Linked DNA regions of Homo sapiens: region 2 is linked to region 1. Evidence: read pairs that join two places in POLR2A ChIA-PET (ENCODE). Cell type or tissue: MCF 10A. All regions are shown on one strand. Links, peaks and the distances in the headings refer to the core of each region. The heading gives the core; the rest is flanking DNA.

What was found. ChIA-PET counts read pairs that join two places held together with the same protein. Peaks named below come from ENCODE experiments on the same cell type or tissue, not always from the same donor. Only the 100,000 strongest peaks of a DNase experiment are listed, where the experiment ranks them.
Region 2: POLR2A ChIA-PET joins it to region 1 with 5 read pairs; 3 of 35 experiments call an interaction of 5 or more read pairs at or near these places.

The regions. Positions count from the first base shown.
Region 1 is chr3:43,174,685-43,184,340 of GRCh38, forward strand. No RefSeq gene overlaps it. Among named protein-coding and RNA genes, the nearest start is that of POMGNT2, 73 kb to the left of the region's middle. RefSeq lists enhancers at 4,373-4,667, 4,433-4,727, 5,434-5,493, 7,126-7,175. In MCF 10A, for the core only: no CTCF peak of the experiment used is centred there; DNase peaks (open chromatin) are centred at 4,537, 5,547 and 6,637.
Region 2 is chr3:43,255,945-43,265,600 of GRCh38, forward strand. LOC105377052 (a long non-coding RNA gene) reads right to left here and starts at 6,631. Exons shown (of 3, transcript XR_940778.1): 1 at 6,542-6,631; 2 at 5,251-5,392; 3 at 4,413-4,605. In MCF 10A, for the core only: no CTCF peak of the experiment used is centred there; a DNase peak (open chromatin) is centred at 3,887.

The DNA.
Region 1 (9,656 bases), core at 3,859-7,858:
ACTCATAGGAAGAAGTGGAGGTTGAAGTCCAGACTGATAATAGCTGTTATTTCTGGGCAGCCAATCAGATGTCAGGGAGATTTATTATTTTAAATGCTAATAAGTGTAGATTAATTCATAAAATTAAAAATCAAAAATATTTTAAAGATAAGCAAATGAGAGAGGGAGCTGTATTCAGGGCCTTCAGGACATGTAGCAGCAACAGGTTTTTGCTTAGAAAGCAAGTCCCCAGAGTCTGGCTTGAGCTCAGTGTTTGGGGATTTCAGATCCCTGCATCAATCAGATATCTGCTTGGGAACTGGTGGGGGTAGGGGCAGGTGCATGGTGGCCCTGCAGAGTGTACAGACACAGAGTACAGAGCTGGGGGTGGAGCAGGATGTCTAGTGTCCAAGGGGTTGAGAACTGTTTCCCAAAACCCCGCTTCTACCAGGGCTCTCAGGAAGAAGAGAAACTTCTAACTAGACTTAGAGAGAGATTTTCATGTATTTATCAGGACACTGAAAAAACATTTATCGAAATTCTCATCCTTCATAATAAGCTACAGAAAAGGGAGTCCCACAGTCAGAAGAGTTGAAAGATGCTGTATACTATGGATAATAGAGCACACATTATGGTACCAAAGGCTTGAAATCCATAGTTCAGATACCTGCCTAACTCAGCACTTATTTATTTGATAAAGGACCCCCTCTAGTAAAAGCAAAGTAACATCCTAGGAAACTACTTTAGGAAACACTGTGTTGCCTCTTCCCATTTTTTTCCACATACTAATGAACATAAATGAGACAAGGAAAGGAGGTTTGCACAGCTGCTTGAAAAGAGAAAGGAGTAGCAGGGATAAATGTTGCCTGTCTCAAATATTGATTCTTACCTCAGTCCTCCTAAAGGAGCTGTTTCCACTGTGAGTTTAGATTCAAACAACACCACTGGGGGGGCCCTGCTGACTTGGTGTGACAAGGAGTTAGGGAGCATGGCATTCTCCTCCTGCCCAGAGGTACATGGAGTAGCTTTGGTACAATGAGGACTCACAGGCTAAGGCCACTGGAGCACCTGGAAGAACACAGCCAATGTCCTGGGGGCAGTGCCGACACTCCCCAGAGGCTCTGGAAACAGCAGCTGAGGTGGGGTTCTGGCCTCAGAGCAGGAGACAAAGACACAAGAGTCCGGGACAAAGATCATTAAACTCATCTCTGGAAACGTCTCAGTGAGCTACGAGGGGGCATAGAGGTTTTCATGGCGAGAGAAGCAAGGGCAATGAAATATACATTGTTCATTAGCATGAACTCACTGTATCCGCTGAGTGGTGGAGGGTGGGCATCTGGTTGTTTAGAAAAAGCTAGCTATAGGTCTTTCTGCATTCTAGGGCCCTTCTGCCTGATATCGTAGCCACTAGCCACATGTGGCTACAGAACACTAGAAAAGCGGTTTGTGCGAAGGGGGATGTGCTGTTAAGTGCAAACTACGCACCAAATTTAAAATAGCTCATGATCTGCCAGAATGAAAATATCTCATTATAATTTTCTTTTGCATAAACATTGAAAAGATAACATTTTGTATGTATTGGGTTAAGTAGAATATATTAAAATTAATCTCACCTCTTCCTTTTAATGTTTTAAACATAGCTAGTGGAATATCTAGCATTACTTCTATGGCCCATGTTATGTTTCCAGTGGATAATGTGGATAGGGGTTTAGCAGGAATCAGCTAGAGAGAAAACAGCCCTTTGGTTTGAGAGAGCAAGTTAATTGCTGGGTGTGGTGGTGTACCCCTCTAATCTCAGCTACTCAGGAGGTGGAGGCAGGAAGAATGCTTGAGGCCAGGAGTTTGAGACCAGCCTGGGCAACATAATGAGACCCCATCTCTAAAATATAAACACATAACATTTTTAAAAAGAAGAAACAGAACAAGTTATTGGACTCATAGTTGTGGGAGACTGCGAGGCAAGTGGGAGCTCAGTTGCTTCGTATAAGACAGTAGAAGAAAGAGGCAGCAGCCGAACTGCAGGAGGACAGGCAGTGTGGCGTGGGGCTGGGTCTCCACGGAGAAAGGAAATGGAGGAAGGATGGGAGGGGAGGGCCCAGCAATGGCAGTAGCAGGAGCCCAGGGAAACAGATGGCCAAGAAAGAACTCCCTGGGGCAGGGCCAACAATGAATTTTGCCAGCAGTGAGGACTGTTGATAGATGTTAACTGTGTTCCTTCTCTGTGCCTTAATACCCTCTGCTGTCCATATGCCCCAAGGGCAGAGTGTTTCACATGTGCTATGGGTTGGAGGCACTGCATGGGGTGGGGAGAGCTCTGTCCATGCTCAGGCAAAGCCTGTGAGCCTGTGGTGTGCAAAGGAATGGCCCAAGAGCCAGAGGCAAGGAGGAGCAGGGAGGCGGTCAGGCGACTGCGAGGAGACTGTGACACCCTAACATTTCTTGGAAGTACCCAGAAGAGCACTGGCCTGCTGACAGGGATGTACAAGGGGGCCGGAGATCTATGTTTGGCTTTTGAAGGAAAGGATTACTCCAGCAGGCTGGTGGACACTGGGACCTAGGCCATGTGATGGCCGGATGGTGTAATACCCTCTGCAGTGGTGCGCAGCAGCTGTCCTGGGAGAAGTGCACTGGCAATGCTGGGCAGAAGGTGATCAAGTGGAACAGGAGCAATGTTAAAATCTAACTCATGAGTAATATGGAAAGATCTCCAGGATACACTGTCAGGTAATCAAAGGCAGTGTCCCTGGAGGGTGTGCTATGCATTCTCCACGGGACCCCTGAGCTGTCCATACCTGCCTCCATAATGCTCTGTGTCCGGAGGCTGACTTGTAAAGACTGCATCCACAGGCCTCCTTGCCAGGCCTCCTTGCCTTATGACTTCTGGTAGGGATTGGCCAATGGGGGCCCTGCGGAAGGCCCAGAGAGTGGAAAGGGAGCGAGGTGGGGGTATTTACTCCTTGGCACCCCCCCCCCTCTGACTCCCCTGCATTTGCCAGCCCTGTTCCTCATTGCCTCCTGCACACCTAGTCCACACACCCTTGTGAACAGTTAAACCTTCCTCAGTTATCCGGCTGGAGCATGCCGTTTGCTTCCTATTCAGATTCTGACAGATACACAGGGAATACCATATGCTAACTTTTGTGTGCTTAACGGTGGTGGCAGCATGAAAATACATATTTGAATCTGCATAAAGAAATACTAGAAGAATGCATAAGAAGCTAATAAAAGTAGCTTCCCATAGGGGTATGGCAGAGGGACTGGGTGAACCAGGGTAGAGGTGGGCAAGATTTCCCATCATATCTAATTTATATTATTTTGATTTTTGAACCATGTGAGTGACTACTTATCAAACGAACTTAAATTGGAAATAATCTGTTCTACCCCTAAGTCTGATGATTTGGAGGTAACCAGTTTGATGCTGTCCAGACCTTTTACCAAGGAAGCTCCCAATTTTCTTTTTCTTTCTTTCTTTCTTTCTTTCTTTCTTTCTTTCTTTCTTTCTTTCTTTCTTTCTTTCTTTCTTTCTTTCTTCTTTCTCGCTCTCTCTCTTTTTTTTTCACTCTGTCGCCCAGGCTGGAGTGCAGTGGTGCGATCTTAGCTCACTGCAGCCTCTGCCCTCCAAGTTCAAGTGATTCTCCTGCCTTAGCCTCCCGAGTAGCTGGGATTACAGGTGCCTGCCACCGCACCTGGCTAATTTTTTGTATTTTTAGTAGAGACGGGGTTTCACCATCTTGGACAGGCTAGTCTTGAAATCCTAACCTCGTGATCCACCCACCTCGGCCTCCCAAAGTGCTGGGATTACAGCTGTAACCACCACGCCCGGCCGGAAGCTCTCAATTTTAACTCAAAAAATCCACAGCACCGAGGGAAGCAGCTCCTCCAAGCTGGCTGCATGAAGCAGGGCCACAGCCGACTGTCCCATCTGCTTCCCTGCTCCTGCCCTCCTAGAGCTCTGGCCTCAGCCATGGCATCCTAGAGATGGTGTTGCGGGGTTTGTCAACTGACCAGAAGAGAGAGCAAAATTAAATTACATATGAAGGTTGACTGTGGAAAACAAGAGGAGCCAATGTTGAGTAGCAGCATCTCAGTGAGACAGATGATGGCATTGCTTATGGTAACCCTCATCTTGAGAGGGGCTGTTCAGTCTGTGAGGTGCACCACTGGAAGCTTCCAAAAGGCCCAGCAAGACCCATTTCTGTGGCTGACTTGCCATGTGAAACACCCCAGGCATGTGGCCTGCACCTGGAGATGCCACACCCATGCCACCACCACCGTCACCCCGTACACCTTTTGTAAGTGTGCCCCCTGGGGCCTGGCACCAGAGACACACAGATCATGAGCGCAGAACCATACCTGGAGAGGCGCCTCCTGCAACATGAATATTCAACCTCACAGAGAATTTTGACCTTTGCTATTTCTCATTGGCTTTGTGGAATAATCAGAGGAGCCAGCGTGAGAACAAGGCTGGCATTCACAAAGCTTAGCTCTCATTTCCTCATTAATCCTCCGAGTCAGCATTACGAGGCAGGGAGAGGTCAAACACGATTATTGCCTTCATCCAGAACGGTAGGGTAATGGCCTGCCCTGTGTCATGCATGAGTCACAAGCAGAGTGGGGTCTAACCGTGATCTTTGGACCTTGGCTCCTGATTGCAATGGGAAGGTAGAGGTCACAGATGCACAGATTGGCAGAACAGTTACCTGAGCAGTGTGACTTCAAGTTCAAGGCAAAGATCTTCCTCTATGGTTCTGTCTACTGTTGCCCAAGTGGCTACCATTGGTCCTCCTTTGGTGTTAAGCATAGTTTACAGCCAGTATTTCCTAAATGGCCAGAATAGTTCATGGCCAATATTTCCCAAGTGTCTTGGACCAGGGGCTTGCTTTTGGCACTCCTGGTCCAAAATATTTGGGAAATACAGGCCGAGCGGACAGCTGGAGCTGCCTGAAGCATCGCTCCTGGGCCTTGGTAAAAACATCACCTCAATCTGTTCAAATGTTCCCCAAGCTCAGTTCATCAGTCTGGCTGAGTCCTGGGCAGACACGTAGGAAAAGTCCATTTTACTTCGGTAGGAGGGAGTCGCAGATGGCTCTGTGGAGAGATGGGGCCCACCCATCTCAGAGGCAGAAATGAGAGCAGGATGAATCCATGTCTGGGGCAGAAGCCGTGGAGGGAGACAAATGGCATGCAGGTCCTCCAAAAGCCAGCCAGGGGCCCCCTAGGCCGCACCCTGCCTCCAACTCACACTTAGCTTTTGGTGAAAGGCTTTTCCCTGTCTCTTCCAATTATTGCTCTTTTACCTTGTGCTAGGCTCTGGGATAAATCATTTTCATGTATTCTCACAATTTCCAGTGAAAATCTGACACTCAGAGAGGTGAACTGCTCATGCTTGCATAGCTGGGAAATGGTTGAGGTGGAATTTGAACTCCTGTCTGGCTGGAGTCTAAATGTTCCTGCTTCTCAGAACATTCCTATACATTTATTCACGGACCTAAACAAGTTGTGGGGAGGGAGAGGAAGAGGAATGAAGGGGACCAGCTCCGAGGCAGAGAGGAAATGGTGAGGTGGAGACACAGGAAATCCTGACTGTGTATGTATATGCTGTCAGCACGTAAACTGAGCTATTTTAAGGTCAAGGCCAGGGTGCAGCCCAACAGAATTGCGAAAGCAAAATGTGTTTGCTTCTGCAGTTGGCTTTTTAAATACATTTTTCTTTATTAATTGGAGCACTGGTGAACATCTGGGTCATCCTAAATTAGGCCTTTGACATTTGAAAAAATAATCTCAGGTAACAGAGTAAATGGTTCAGGCTCTGTGGCCAGAAGTCTCCTGGTCTCTGACATCCAATCTGTTTCTGCTCACCTGGTCCCTCTTTTTAATAAACTTGCTGGAAAGAGCTCCAGAGAAAAGGGGACCGTCCTGAGAAACTGTGGCCGAGCAAATGCAGCAAAAGACAGGTCCAGCAGAAGTTGGTGGCCACAAATCCAGCAGCCCCTGCAGACAAAGTCCTTAGATAGTTGGGCTCATGTGACTCTTCTGCATACCCCATGGGCAGCATCTGCAAGGGGGTCGTGGGAGTTCTATAGCCCTGTGTGCCCTTTAGGGCGTAGGATCCCCCAACCCTCCACCAAAGCTTCCCATGCAAGTCGAGCTCAAATGCCCACCAATTACAGCCACTGTCACTCCCAGCTCTGGCATGCTAGGTGACCTTGAATAAGTTACTTAACTTCTCCATCCCTCTGTTTTCTTATCTGTAAGATGAGTGTGATAATAACATAAGTGACCTTATGGGGTTGTGATGGGATAAAATGAGACAATACAGGCAAGGCGCTTGAACAGTTCGGGGCACACTGAGCACCATGCAAGCATGTGCGATTCTTCCTTGTTCTGGCTGTGGAGAACATGGGGGAGGGAGGATTGATTGCACACCTTCTGTGTGTCAGAGGGTTTCCACAGATGACCTCTAATGCTTCCTATAATCCCTTAAGAAAGGGGTCATCACCAAAGTTTACAGTTAGGGCACCAAGTCTCGGAGGGGATCAGTAACTTTGCCTAAGGTCACAGGGTTTGGAGACACGTGTCAGGGTTTGTACTCACATAACCCTGACTTCAAAATCTATTATCTGAGTCATTCCACACCTCCTCCCTAAACCACACCTGGCCCGAATTACGTGTAACACCTGCTCAGATGGTTTGGTGATTAAACCGCAGCCTTGGGGGCAGGATCTGGGAAGCTGGACCATGCTCACTCATGACTCCCCGGGATGGGTCTTTTCTATCATTCACAGTTCCCGTTGGTGGCCCAGTGTGGAGTGACCAGAGATGTCACGTTAAGGGAACTGAAAAGTGAGAACAAAGCTAGAAGAGGAGATGGGATCTTGAGGGCAGGAAGGGACACATTCCAGCAGAAACATTCCTGTGTTTTTGGCCTGGCTTTTCACCTGTCCCCCAGGAAAGCTGGCCCCAGGCAGAGTGACACGTGTGAGGAGACTCCTAGGAAAGTCACTCCCTGTGACCGAGGCACCTCCCTGGGCTGGTCCTTGCACCTGTCATCTCATGCACTCTCTACGGGAACTAATGATGATGATTATGCATTTTATAGAGAGGTCACTGAAGCGCATTAAAGTGAAACAAGTTGCTCCAAGCCACACGGCGGAGGAAGATTCAACCTTGAGTCTGGGGTTCAAAGTCTCTGCATTTTCTATGACAGATCCCTTCGCGATAGCAATGGCGCTGCTCGTATAATAGATAATATGTGATAGGGCACTGGCCAAGGCTGGGCTTCTATCAGGGACAAACCCAGGGACAATAACCTATGGGTTATATTCTTTTTATTTTCATTTATTTATTTTTTAATTTTAATTTTTTTTTTTTTTTTTGAGAAGGAGTCTCGCCTTGTCACCCAGCCTGGAGTGCAGTGTCACAATCTCTGCTCACTGCAACCTCTGCCTTCCAGGTTCAAGCAATTCTCCTGTCTCAGCCTCCCAAGTGGCTGGGACTACAGGCGCACATCACCACACCCAGCTAACTTTTGTATTTTTAGTAGAGATGGGGTTTCACCATATTGGTCAGGCTGGTCTCGAACTCCTTACCTCAGGCGATCCACCTGCCTCTGCCTCCCACACTGCTAGGATTACAGGCTTGAGCCACTGTGCCTGGACATATTGTCTTTTTAGACTCTTGTCCCTGAGAGGGACAAGAGGAAACCAAGGGGGCTGGGCTTCTAGGAGGAAAGAGGACATGAAAGCACAGGAGACAGAGAGACAGATAAGTTAAGGAAGAGGAGAAAGGCAAGGAGAAAGAAGAAAATTGGGGAAACAAAGGGAATATATAGACTGTGGGAATGAGTGAGAGACAGCTAGAGCCTAACACAGCCTGCTTGCAAAGCGACAATCTGGGCCTCTGTACTTGATACCTGCCCTGTTCCTGCACCCAATGCTCCAGGAGCTTCATGGTCATCCCCGGAGAGAAGGTCATCTCCTGTCCTGGGAAGGCACTGGGCTGGCTCCGGGGGCTCACTGGAACATTAACAGCCACAGACAGGCACACACACTTGACCTAAGATTCCCAGCATATTACTTCAGTCACTGGCAACTGGAGTGCAAAACCTGCTTGCAATCCCTGAAATTGTGCGAGAGAAGGAAATGCGGCAGCTCATGAGATGCATATTAGGAAAAACATGGAAGAATTTCTCAGAGTCCAAGGTTACCCTTTTTTTTTTTTTGAGACAGAGTCTCACTCTGTCACCCAGGCTGGAGGGCAGTGGTGTGATCTCGGCTCACTGCAAGCTCTGCCTCCTGGGTTCAAGCAATTCTACTGCCTCAGCCTCTGGAGTAGCTGGGATTACAGGCGTGTGCCACCACGCCTGGCTAATTTTTGTATTTTTAGTAGAGACAGGGTTTCATATATTGGCCAGGCTGGTCTCAAACTCCTGACCTCAGGTGATCCACCTTCCTCATCCTCCCAAAGTGCTGGGATTATAGGCATAAGTCACCCCGCCTGATCGTCATTTCCCTTTTAAAGATACTGGCCAGGGAGGTCCTTTGACATCATCATCTTCATTATGGAGATCAAGGAGCCAGAAGATGAAGGAGCCAGAAGGTCACTGGGCTGGGCCTCTGGTCTCATTGAGGGTTTGAGAATGAGGGGAGAGGAGTAGCCATAGGCATGTCCTTTATGTTCTTGCCACTCATGTCTAGGCCCTGGTTTTCCTTACTTGTCAAATGGGAATAATAATGCCTTGCTTCCCTTTTTTACAGGGGGTTGTGAAAAAAATAAGTCAATGAATGTGGAACATTCGTTAACAAAGGCATTCATTAACAAAGGCATTATCATTGTCAACATGCTGACAAGTTAAACATATCCATCTTAAGGCTAAGTCAGATTCCAAAAGCAGAACTTTCTTTATTTGCAGTTTCAAAGAGCAGAAACAGCAAGACCTTTCTCCCTCTATCCTAAAGTGTTTCCAGAATGTTCTAACGAGCATGAGCCAATGATAAGCATCAGTTGTTTTTGTCTGTTCAACAGATGTTCTCCTTGTTTTCTATAACAGCAGTTCATCTGACATTAGAAAATGCTTTCAACATAGGTAGAAATGTTAACCCAGTCCCACTCCAACCCATAAGGCCAAGCAGATCCTTTCTTCCCAGGAATTTCAATCTTGGTGGAGCCACACAAGGATAAAAATCAATTGACCCTGACACATGCCTTTCTCTGGGGCTACTTGTGTGTCCTTTCATGCATTTCTCTTTTGCTCGAGTCAGCTGAGATCTGATTAATTTCTGTTGCTTGCAGTCAGAAATCCCAACCTGAGGGTCCTACTTTGTCCTTCCCTTAAGGACTCAGAGATAGGGAAGCTCAGGAGAGAAACAGGAACTGTGGAAAAATTTCCCAGATGATGGGGAGACGGGGTCAGGGAGACGGAGCAGCCCAGTGCAGAAGTAGATCAGATTAGATCAGAACCCAGGAGAGAACCTGTAAACACTGGCTGATGTGGTAGGGACATAATACACTCAAACAGGCCATAGGGATTGGGGTCTTCCTCCTAGCCCCTAGCTTGAGCCCTCCTCTCTGTGACACCAAGCTAGGCCCTATCATGCCTAGCTTTGATAGGGCTCCTGTATTTCCCTCTGGCTCACATTTCTATATTTGATCTTGATTAGGGCAATGAAAGGCTCTGG
Region 2 (9,656 bases), core at 2,293-6,292, 80 kb after region 1:
TCTTTGGGGAGGAGGGCCGGTCCTCACTGTGGTGGAGAGGGGACATGGAGGTAGGGAGCTGAGCTTGACCAGGTGACTGAGTTGGCCTCATTGAGGTGTGAGGCAGAAGTGCCAGCTGCAAGAAGCCTGGGGGAAGGATATGGCCCACAGGCATCCATGCAACAGCTGCTGGTGCCCCCTCTGTGCCAGGCACTGTGAGGGGGCTGGGGACACTGGAGAGCAATGAGGAGAAGTAGAGAGTAACAGTCAAGGACATTTGATTGCAGGCAGCAGAAACAGATTTTGTTTAACAGCAGCAAAACTGAGCTTATTGAAAGGATAATGAGCCACAAAAGTACAAGAAAGTTGTAGAACCAACTTGGAAACAGGCATGAAAGAAGGCAGTTCAAGGTGGAGGGGCTAAGAAGAAGGAACCACAGGAATGGTCTGAGGGCAGTTGTAGTCAGTGTTAACAGCATGAAAGGCCGGCAGCCATTTCTTCCATCTGGTATGTTCCAGAAGAAAGCATCGCAGTGGCTAAGCATAGGCTACACATCTGTCCTTGGCTGTGTGGGGATGATCAAAGGAGGAGTCAGCCTCCCACATTTGTGACTGGTGGGGCTCTATTGGAGTTACTGTCCTAAAAAGACCACATACCATGGTGGATTCCCCACAAGGAAATTGAGGTGCTGAGAATGTGAATGAAAAGACTTTCTGGGGGAGCTGAGATCTAAGGTGTGATGTGAAGGATCAGTGTGAGCTGACCCAGCAGAGGGGAGCAGGCAGCCGAGGAATGATTTGGGCAGAGCACACTGCCAGTGGCTGGATGCTGGAGAGCCTGGAGCAGTTTTGGAGATGGTAAAGACTGTATTTCCCCATTTTACATGGTTCCTTATTCTTATAGGAGTGATTCAGTTGATGGTGCAACCTCAGGTAATGATGCAACTTCAGCTAATGAGGCCTGGGATTGGGGGACATCAGCATCTCCTTGGGCTGGATGCATAGCATGAGTTGGGTATGGCAGGAGAAGGGCCTGAAGAGGTCAGCAAGGCCACTCATGAAGGGTGCTCAGCGTTAAGCAGCTCCAGGAGGAGAGAAATGGAAAGAATCCTTCCTGCAGTGGGTAGAAGATTGCAGAGCTAGAGGCAGGCTGAGAGTGAGAGGCTGTTGCTGTAATCTGTTATAGCAGAGACAAGAGCTGAAGGTGCAGGACACCAAGGGCAGTGAGCAGCAAGCAATGGCAGGCTTTGTCATAGCATAAAAGGGGTCCCCAAGGACAGTCTCTGCATGTACACAAAGTTGCAAAGCCTCTGGGTTTCCTGTTGACATTCTAGCCACAATTAGGACACCCAGGGTTAGGTCAGGTCACAGGTTCAGAATGGATCTTAAAGGTGGAAGGACTGGGTTTCAGACTCATGTCTGCCACTTTCCTGCTGGGTGGCCCTGGAGACAACACTTCATCTCTCTGGGTCATGGAGAATAGTTTCCCCATGTGGTTTGACTCCTCAGTATCTGCTCCCTCTTCATCTAGTAAGACCTTTGATTTTTGTTTGGGGATATGCCCTGTCTTCATTCTCCAGGAGTGGAGCTTATCCCATGGGCAACAATGATTGGTTCTGGGATGGCCACACACCCTAAGCCAGTCCAATAAGAATGAATCTTGGGAATTTCTGTGGACGCCCTGAGATTTTTACTCTTTCCTACTGAGCTCAACCCTGAAGTTAGTCATTCTGCAGCCATCTAGCCTTCAACATGGAGAGAGCCACAACATGGAGTTCAAGAATGGCAGAGCTGAGAGACCAAGAGAAAATGAGTCCTGGTGGTACTCTCAGCCCTGGAGCAATCTAGACCTGAAGCCAGAAAAATACTCCTGACTTTTCCAGTGCTTGTGACTTCCTGTACAAGTTGCTGAGATTATCCAATAAAACAATAGAAATAAACAAGCTCTACAGTGCCAAGCTCTCAAATCATTACCTTGACACCAAGGCCAGTTTGGCTGGTGATGTTTTTCAGATGAAGTAGGTCTTCTGAAGCAACTGCCCCTGTGGGCAGTGTGTTCATTTGTTAAGGACATACTCAGACATATGCATGTTGGCCTGCTGCAGTTGGCAGTGAGGACACAGGGGCAGGCCCTGCTCACTGAAGTGGGAGCTGCGTGGGAGGGTGCACAGGCAGGTGGTGCCTAGCTCAGCTCTGGGAAAACTGGCAAGTGTGATTTGCCATCTCTGTACCAGCACACCGTGCACTACAACCACTTCTCAAAGAAGTGTTCCTCCAAAGGAAGTGCAATGAAACTTGTGATGCAGCCAGGAAGGACATGGGAGGCCCCAGGAAAGGAGTCTGATCGCAGCAGAATCCAGTGATGGAGACAGCAAGACCTCTGAAGGGGTGGGTTGCCCCTCCACACCTGTGGGTGTTTCTCGCCAGGTGCAACGAGAGACTTGGAAAAGAAAGAGACACAGAGACAAAGTATAGAGAAAGAAAAGGGGGACCCAGGGGACCGGTGTTCAGCATACGGAGGATCCCGCCGACCTCTGAGTTCCCTTAGTATTTATTGATCATTATTGGGTGTTTCTCGGAGAGGGGGATGTGGCAGGATCATAGGATAATAGTGGAGAGAAGGTCAGCAGGTAAACACATGAACAAAGATCTCTGCATCATAAACAAGGTAAAGAATTAAGTGCTGTGCTTTGGATATGTATACACATAAACATCTCAATGTCTTAAAGAGCGGTATTGCTGCCCGCATGTCCCACCTCCACCCCTAAGGTGGTTTTCCCCTATCTCAGTAGATGGAATATACAATCGGGTTTTACACCGAGACATTCCATTGCCCAGGGACGAGCAGGAGACAGATGCCTTCCTCTTGTCTCAACTGCAACGAGGCGTTCCTTCCTCTTTTACTAATCCTCCTCAGCACAGACCCTTTACGGGTGTCGGGCTTGGTCAGGTCTTTCCCTTCCCACGAGGCCATATCTCAGGCTATCATATGGGGAGAAACCTTGGACAATACCTGGCTTTCCTATGCAGTGGTCCCTGCGGCCTTCCGCAGTGTTTTGTGTCCCTGGGTACTTGAGATTAGGGAGTGGTGATGACTCTTAACAAGCATGCTGCCTTCAAGCATTTGTTTAACAAAGTACACCTTGCACAGCCCTTAATCCATTTAACCCTGAATTGACACAGCACATGTTTCAGGAAGCACAGGATTGGGGGTAGGGTTATAGATTAACAGCATCTCAAGGCAGAAGACTTCTTCTTAGTACAGAACAAAATGGAGTCTCCTATGTCTACTTCTTTCTACACAGACACAGTAACAATCTGATCTCTCTTTCTTTTACCCACAACCTCCCCGTTTGGGGTCATAATAAAAGGTGTGGAACTTGGTGTGTGTTTAGGGTAATTCTACCAGCCCCTTCCCAAAGAAGCTCATGTTCTCCTCACAGGATCTCCATCATCATAGTGATCACAGCACTGACAATAGATGCTTCCCTTGCTGAAGTGGCGATAGAGGGTGTCACAGGGCTTTGGCCTGCACTATGCATTTCTCAGTGGCACATAGTGTGCAGGTGTTGGAGCCAGGGGGCTGGGTTTGAATACTGGCAGCTGCGTAAGCATGGAGAAGTGGCTTGACCTCCATGCTTTAGTGTCCTCTCTATAAAGTACAGTTAATAATAGAGTTGGCTTTATGAGTTGTTGTGAGAATTAAATGAATATATCTAGGGAGTTAGGACAGGGCCTGGCCTGTAGTAAGGGCTCTGAGTCTGTGGAGTAAGTATTATAAAGAAACCTGTCTTTAGCTGACTGGCAAGTCTAGACCTTGAATCAGGGCTTCTGACTCCGGGATCCACTTCTGACTCAGCCGGGAACAGAAGGGTGATGTTCAAAAGCCCCAGGGTGGTTCATGTGGGCACATCCACACCCTCAGAACATAGAAGCCTCCAGCAGAATCCCTGTCAGGTGCTCCCTCTGAGTCAGTGGCACACTGGGCACATTGTCATTAATTATACTCAGAGCAAGGATGTGTCAATGTTCCCATACCCCACTTCTGCAGCTGCAAACAGCTGGGGAAACTGAACAGAAACCCATGGCATTTTTATCAATGTTCATATGCTATTCCTGCCTTCTTAGCCTCCCAACTGCTGACTACTTTGGTATTTAAGGACAATAGGCAACTAGGGATTCAGTTGAACATCTGACCTGACGTTCATGGTGGCAAAACTTGAATCTTCTCCCCTTACCTGGTGTGAGTGAGGTGGTTCTTGGACATGTGACTCCTAGGAGCTGGAGATCCTGGGTCTGGTGAACACACAATGTTTACATAACAAGCTCCAGGACCTACCGGAGATGAAATGAGATTCTTCCTACTAGGTGGGATGCCCAGATTCGCTAGTTTATGATTTTGAGGGGACTCCTATCTCCCAAATTGAGCTGGGAGGACATCGGGACTGAGGTGAAACATTGGTCACCCGGAATATTCTCCACTCAGCTTTCCACAAAACAAAGGGGGACAATTCCTCTGTTGTGACCACAGACTCTTTGCTTGGCAGTTTCAATCATCTTCTAACTGATCGCTAGCCTTCTGTTATGCCCCTTCTGATCCATCCTCAAGTGGCCACAAGGAGAACTCTGTGAAATACAAATATGGATATGTCATTTCCTTGCATAAAATTCTCTCACAGTCCCCCTCCTGTGGTCTAGACCAGCACTGTTCCATAGGACTTCCTATGATGGTAGAAATGTCCTATATCTGCTCTGCCCAATAGCCATATTGGACAGCTGGGTGGCTGTATGGCTACTGGACAGAGCAGATATAGAACCCTTACTCACAAGTGGCTACTGAGCACTTGAAATGTGGGTGCTTGTCTGAAGAATGGGATTTTTAATTGTATTTCATTTTAGCCAATTTAAATTGTCACATATGGCTACCATATTGAACTGCACAGGTCTAGAGAATAAAATCCGAAGTCTCAGGCACAACCCAGTTCTCCCTATCTGAGCAGCCTAAATTTTTTGCCAGAATTCATTCAAGTTGGGAATTCCAGCCCTAACAAATGGCTTACAACTCCTTAAACATTGTGCCTACTTCACACCTCCATGCATTTGCATCTGCTGTTCTCTCTGCCTGGAATGTTCTCATACCTTGCCTAAACTCACAAGCTGCCTGTTTCAACAACCCACTTTCATTAAGTAATAAGTAACTCCAGTGTTACCTCTACTATCAAGGTTTACCAACCACCCCTGCCCATCTCCCCAAATCAGAATTAATCGCACCTTTGCGCATCCAGCACAGACATGCTTAGAGGCCCTTCCAGCACTTATAGCACCGATGTGTCTCCCATCTGCTCCCTCCAAGGGTAAAGGCAGGCTCCTGAAGAGACAGTCCTGTGTCTATTCCCCTTTGGGTTTCCACTGCCTAGGATTGATTTTAATCATATAAAGCAGTCATTGGATGATGGCTGAAGAAATAAAATTATCATAGCAGACATATGTCACAGTATGGGTTGTCTTGCATCCAACTTCCTGCCTTATTCTACCTCTGGGACACCCTGGGACATCTCTTTATGTGTGGCCTTGAGATTTAGGGGAAGTCAAAAAGAAGATCCTCCTCTCACTGCCCTAGTCAATTCTTCCAGGGACTGATGGAACCATGAGAGATGCAGTAATGCCAGGGCAAATATAGCATTTCTGGGCCTTAGCATTTCTGTTGCCCAGTTTGCCAGCAGCTCTAAGATTGGGTCTCCAGTCTCTTGTCAAGCATGCCCTGATGGGCTTCCAAAGATTCCCTGAGATAGTCAGCTACCTCCTGGTAGTTGGCTACCAAGTGACCTTCATCAGCAGTTATGCAGATAAAGATTCCAGGTCAACGGGGTCCTGCAAGAGAGGAGGGTATGTCATCCTGTAAGGAGATTTGATGGATGATGGGGTGAACTACTACAATGCACACAGCTGCAGTCGAAGCTAGAGCAAAAGACCCCCAGCATGCTAGGGAGGACACACCTGAAACTGGAGGGAGGTGAAACTGACGATGCCAGGGGCCTGGCCCATGCCAGCAGGGCAGAGCACCATCCACTCCAGCCAGGGTGGCTGGGTTAGCTGGGTGACTACATGCTGGGCCATAGTTTGGGCTGAGGGAAAGAAGGTAGGTTACCTTGGAGGTTCCAAATAATGCTGAAAGATTGTTTTGATAGGAATTGGGAGACCGGGGGTCATGGTGGGGATCTGGGGTCCTATTGGCAAGTATTTTTGGTTGGATTTCTAGTGTCTTAAATAAACATACCTTCAAATACATTGTAAACTGAGAGCTTCGTTCATCTGTTCAACAAAGTTTGTGAAAAGCCTCTTTGTACGAGGGACCATGCATGCCAGCACTCTTTCCCACCTCCAGCCTTTGCCCAAATTGTGTCGTCTTCCTGGGTTGCTCTTTTTGCCTTGTCTTAGCAGCTCCTACCCATTAGTCACACTCAGCTTAAATGTCATTTCCCCACAGAAACCTTCCTTGACACCCAGATTAGATCAGCTGGACCAGATTAAGTCTCCTGGTAGCTCACTTTATAGCACTTACCATAGCTGTAGTTGTATAGTTATTCGTGGGGTCATTTGAAGAAAGCCTCTCCTCCTTGCTAGATGGCAGGCTCCACAAAGGCAGGGATGGTGCCTGTCCTGTTAACAGATACATCCTCAGCACCTCATAGCACAGTGCCTAACACTCAAACATTTGTTGAGTGATGAACAAAGGAGAAATGGTACAGAGGAAAGGAAGGAGGGAAGGGAGGGAGGGAGGGAGGGAGGAAGGAAGGAAAGAAGAAGGAAGGAAGGAAGGAAGGAAGGAGAGAGAGAGAAAAGAAGGGAAGATTTCAGAGAAGGAAGGAAGGTGAGAGAGAGAGAAAAGAAGGGAAGATTGCTGCATTCCCTCTTGGCCCTCTGTGTGCCCACAGTATGTTACTGTGTGTTACTTGTCCCCACTTATGCTCCTTACTCTTAAAAGAGGAAATAACAAGTGGCCTCTATAGGCCAAGCACTCGAAGCCCTGGGACCCTGCACCCCTGCCAAGCAGGGTACCACTGCTGTGTCTTAGCCATCCTCCTCAACTTCACACCAGGTCCTCTGTAGGGTCCTGGACAAAGACAACTCAAAATAAACTCCCCACTTTCCCAAACTACTGATACAAGGGTGGTAGGTATCCAGTGTTTTATTCTGAAGCTCAAACATCAGATAATATAAAGACAATATTTCCTTATTAGTATTTTGCACATTACACCTGGGGAGAATGAAGACTTATAAAAACTGAGCACTATGTCCACCCAATGTATACCCTGAAGAGGATCCTAGACAACACAAAGGACATAGTAGAAAAATTGGCAAAATCTGAAGAGACTTTGTAGTTTCACTAACAGTATTGTACCAATGTTAATTTCTGAGTTTTGACAAATGTTCCATAGCTATGTATGATATTGACATTTGGGGGAAATAGGTGAAGGGTATATGGGAACTCTGCATCATGTTTGCAACTTTTGTGTAAATCTAAAATTATTCCAAAATAAAAAGTTAATTTAAGAAAAAAGGCTGGGCACAGTGGCTCACACCTGTAATCCCAGCACTTTGGGAGGCCAAGGCAGGTGGATCATGAGGTCAGGAGCTCGAGACCAGCCTGGCCAAGATGGTGAAACCCCATCTCTACTAAAAATACAAAAATTAGCCAGGTGCTGTGGCAGGCGCCCGTAATCCCAGCTACTCGGGAGGCTGAGGCAGGAGAATCGCTTGAACCCAGGAGGCGGAGTTTGCAGTGAGGCAAGATCGCACCACTGTACTCTAGCCTGGGCAACAGAGTAAGACTGTATCTAAAAAAAAAAAAAAAAAGAAAAAAGAAAAAAAGGAAGAGTTCACTTCATCTCTTCTTTAAAGCACTGCAAGATATAAATTTCTGGGTGAAGAAATGATGGGTGATTTTTACTGCCTTTATTATATTTTCTCTACTTTTTACAATAACATATATTGCTTTTCAAATTAGGAAAGTATTTTTATTAAAATAATTAAATAGCTTGGTTTAGAAAATGTTCAAGTGTGTGTGATAAGTTGTGTTTTTAATTGAAAAGACAATGGCACCATTAAGAACAAATTGTAAAAGATATAATAACCCATAATATTACTACCACAACAGAACTGGATTCTCAATTTTGCATGTAACTGTTCACATGCAAACATAATTCTAAGCTGCACTCGTTGCTGGCTGCCATTCTAACGCTGGTGCCTGCTTGTATTTCCTTCAGATGCAATTAAAACAGACTGTACAGTGATATACAAATGATAAGTGCTCGAAATGTGCAGCCGTTCATACAGAACAAGTATGCAGAGGTTCTGAAAATGGAGCGCTCAGCCCTCTCGGCCCCTTCAAGACCTCCTGCCCTCGCCATGAGTAGAGGGAGCATGGTCAGATAGGGGTCTGGGAGGGTCATCCCTTCCTTGCCATTGTCCCAGATAACACCCATGTGACACCACTCTGAGCCACAGCTGCCTACTGGGAGTAGAAGAAACTGCCTGAGAGACCTCTAGAGCTGGACATGCAAAATGGGCACTAATGGGAGCCTGTTGTTCTGATGTCATTCTAGATACGAGTTTTGGGAGAAAAAAATGGATGGCTCCATCTCCTCTTGCAAAGTGAAGCAGAGAATTAAGTTAATTATTCAGAGTCAAACAGCCTTCTTGAGCATCAAACAGGAACCAGAAATCCTGAGGTTTTGCAATGCTGTCTGTCCCTACCTAGCCCTCCCCCATCCCATATTCTTATCTTGACCTGAATAACTTTCTCTTGAAGATGTCTCAATGGTTGTGTGAGCTAGTCCAAATCCTGTTAAATGAAAGCTTTCTTCTTTTACCAATTTGGGAAACAAAATACCATTTCCCACAAAGAAAACTGACACTTGCCTTGCCTGTCCGAAGAAACTAGCCCTGTCCCATAAATGAGGAAAGCAGCCCTTTGTCCACTGCAGAATATAAGCAGCTCTGGAGCATCCCTGCAATTTATGACTACACCTGTGTCCCAGGAGAGGGACCAGAGTGACACATTCTCTGTTTGGGGTGGTGGAGGCCTGGCTTGCCAGGGAACCCTGACCTTGGATCCAGGCCCAACCCAGGATCATTGGCTGCTCCTTGGACACCTGTGCCTGAGACCATGACCTTGCTCCTCCCGATTCCCCATGCTACTAGAACACTGGGCTCCCACCTAAAACCACCAGCAGTTGCTGATGGGCCAAGTGCCAGGTCCTTGGCCTGGCATCAAGGTGCCCACCAGGCTCTCTGCTGCTTCTTCCATCAGGCCAGTTCCTTTAACATCCCTTGGCACAACTCCCTCACTTCTACCTCCTCATGTCTGCTCCTCCTCTTCTGACGTCCTTCCCGCACCCATGAATTTCTACCCATTTCAAAGCCTGACTCAAGTCAAGCTTCACAGAAGGGGACCAGCAGCATCAGCTTGCTACAAATACAGAATCCTGGGCCCCACCCCAGAACTGCAGCAGTGGAATCGTGCTTTAATTAGCCCCCTAGGTGATTCATGTGCACCCTACAGTGGGAGAGGCAGCTTTTAAAATGAAATGTTCTCAAAGTGTGGGCCTTGGGCCATCAGCAGCAGAAATCTGTTTGCTGAAAATTCAGGCTCCTGGGTCACACCCCAAACCTGC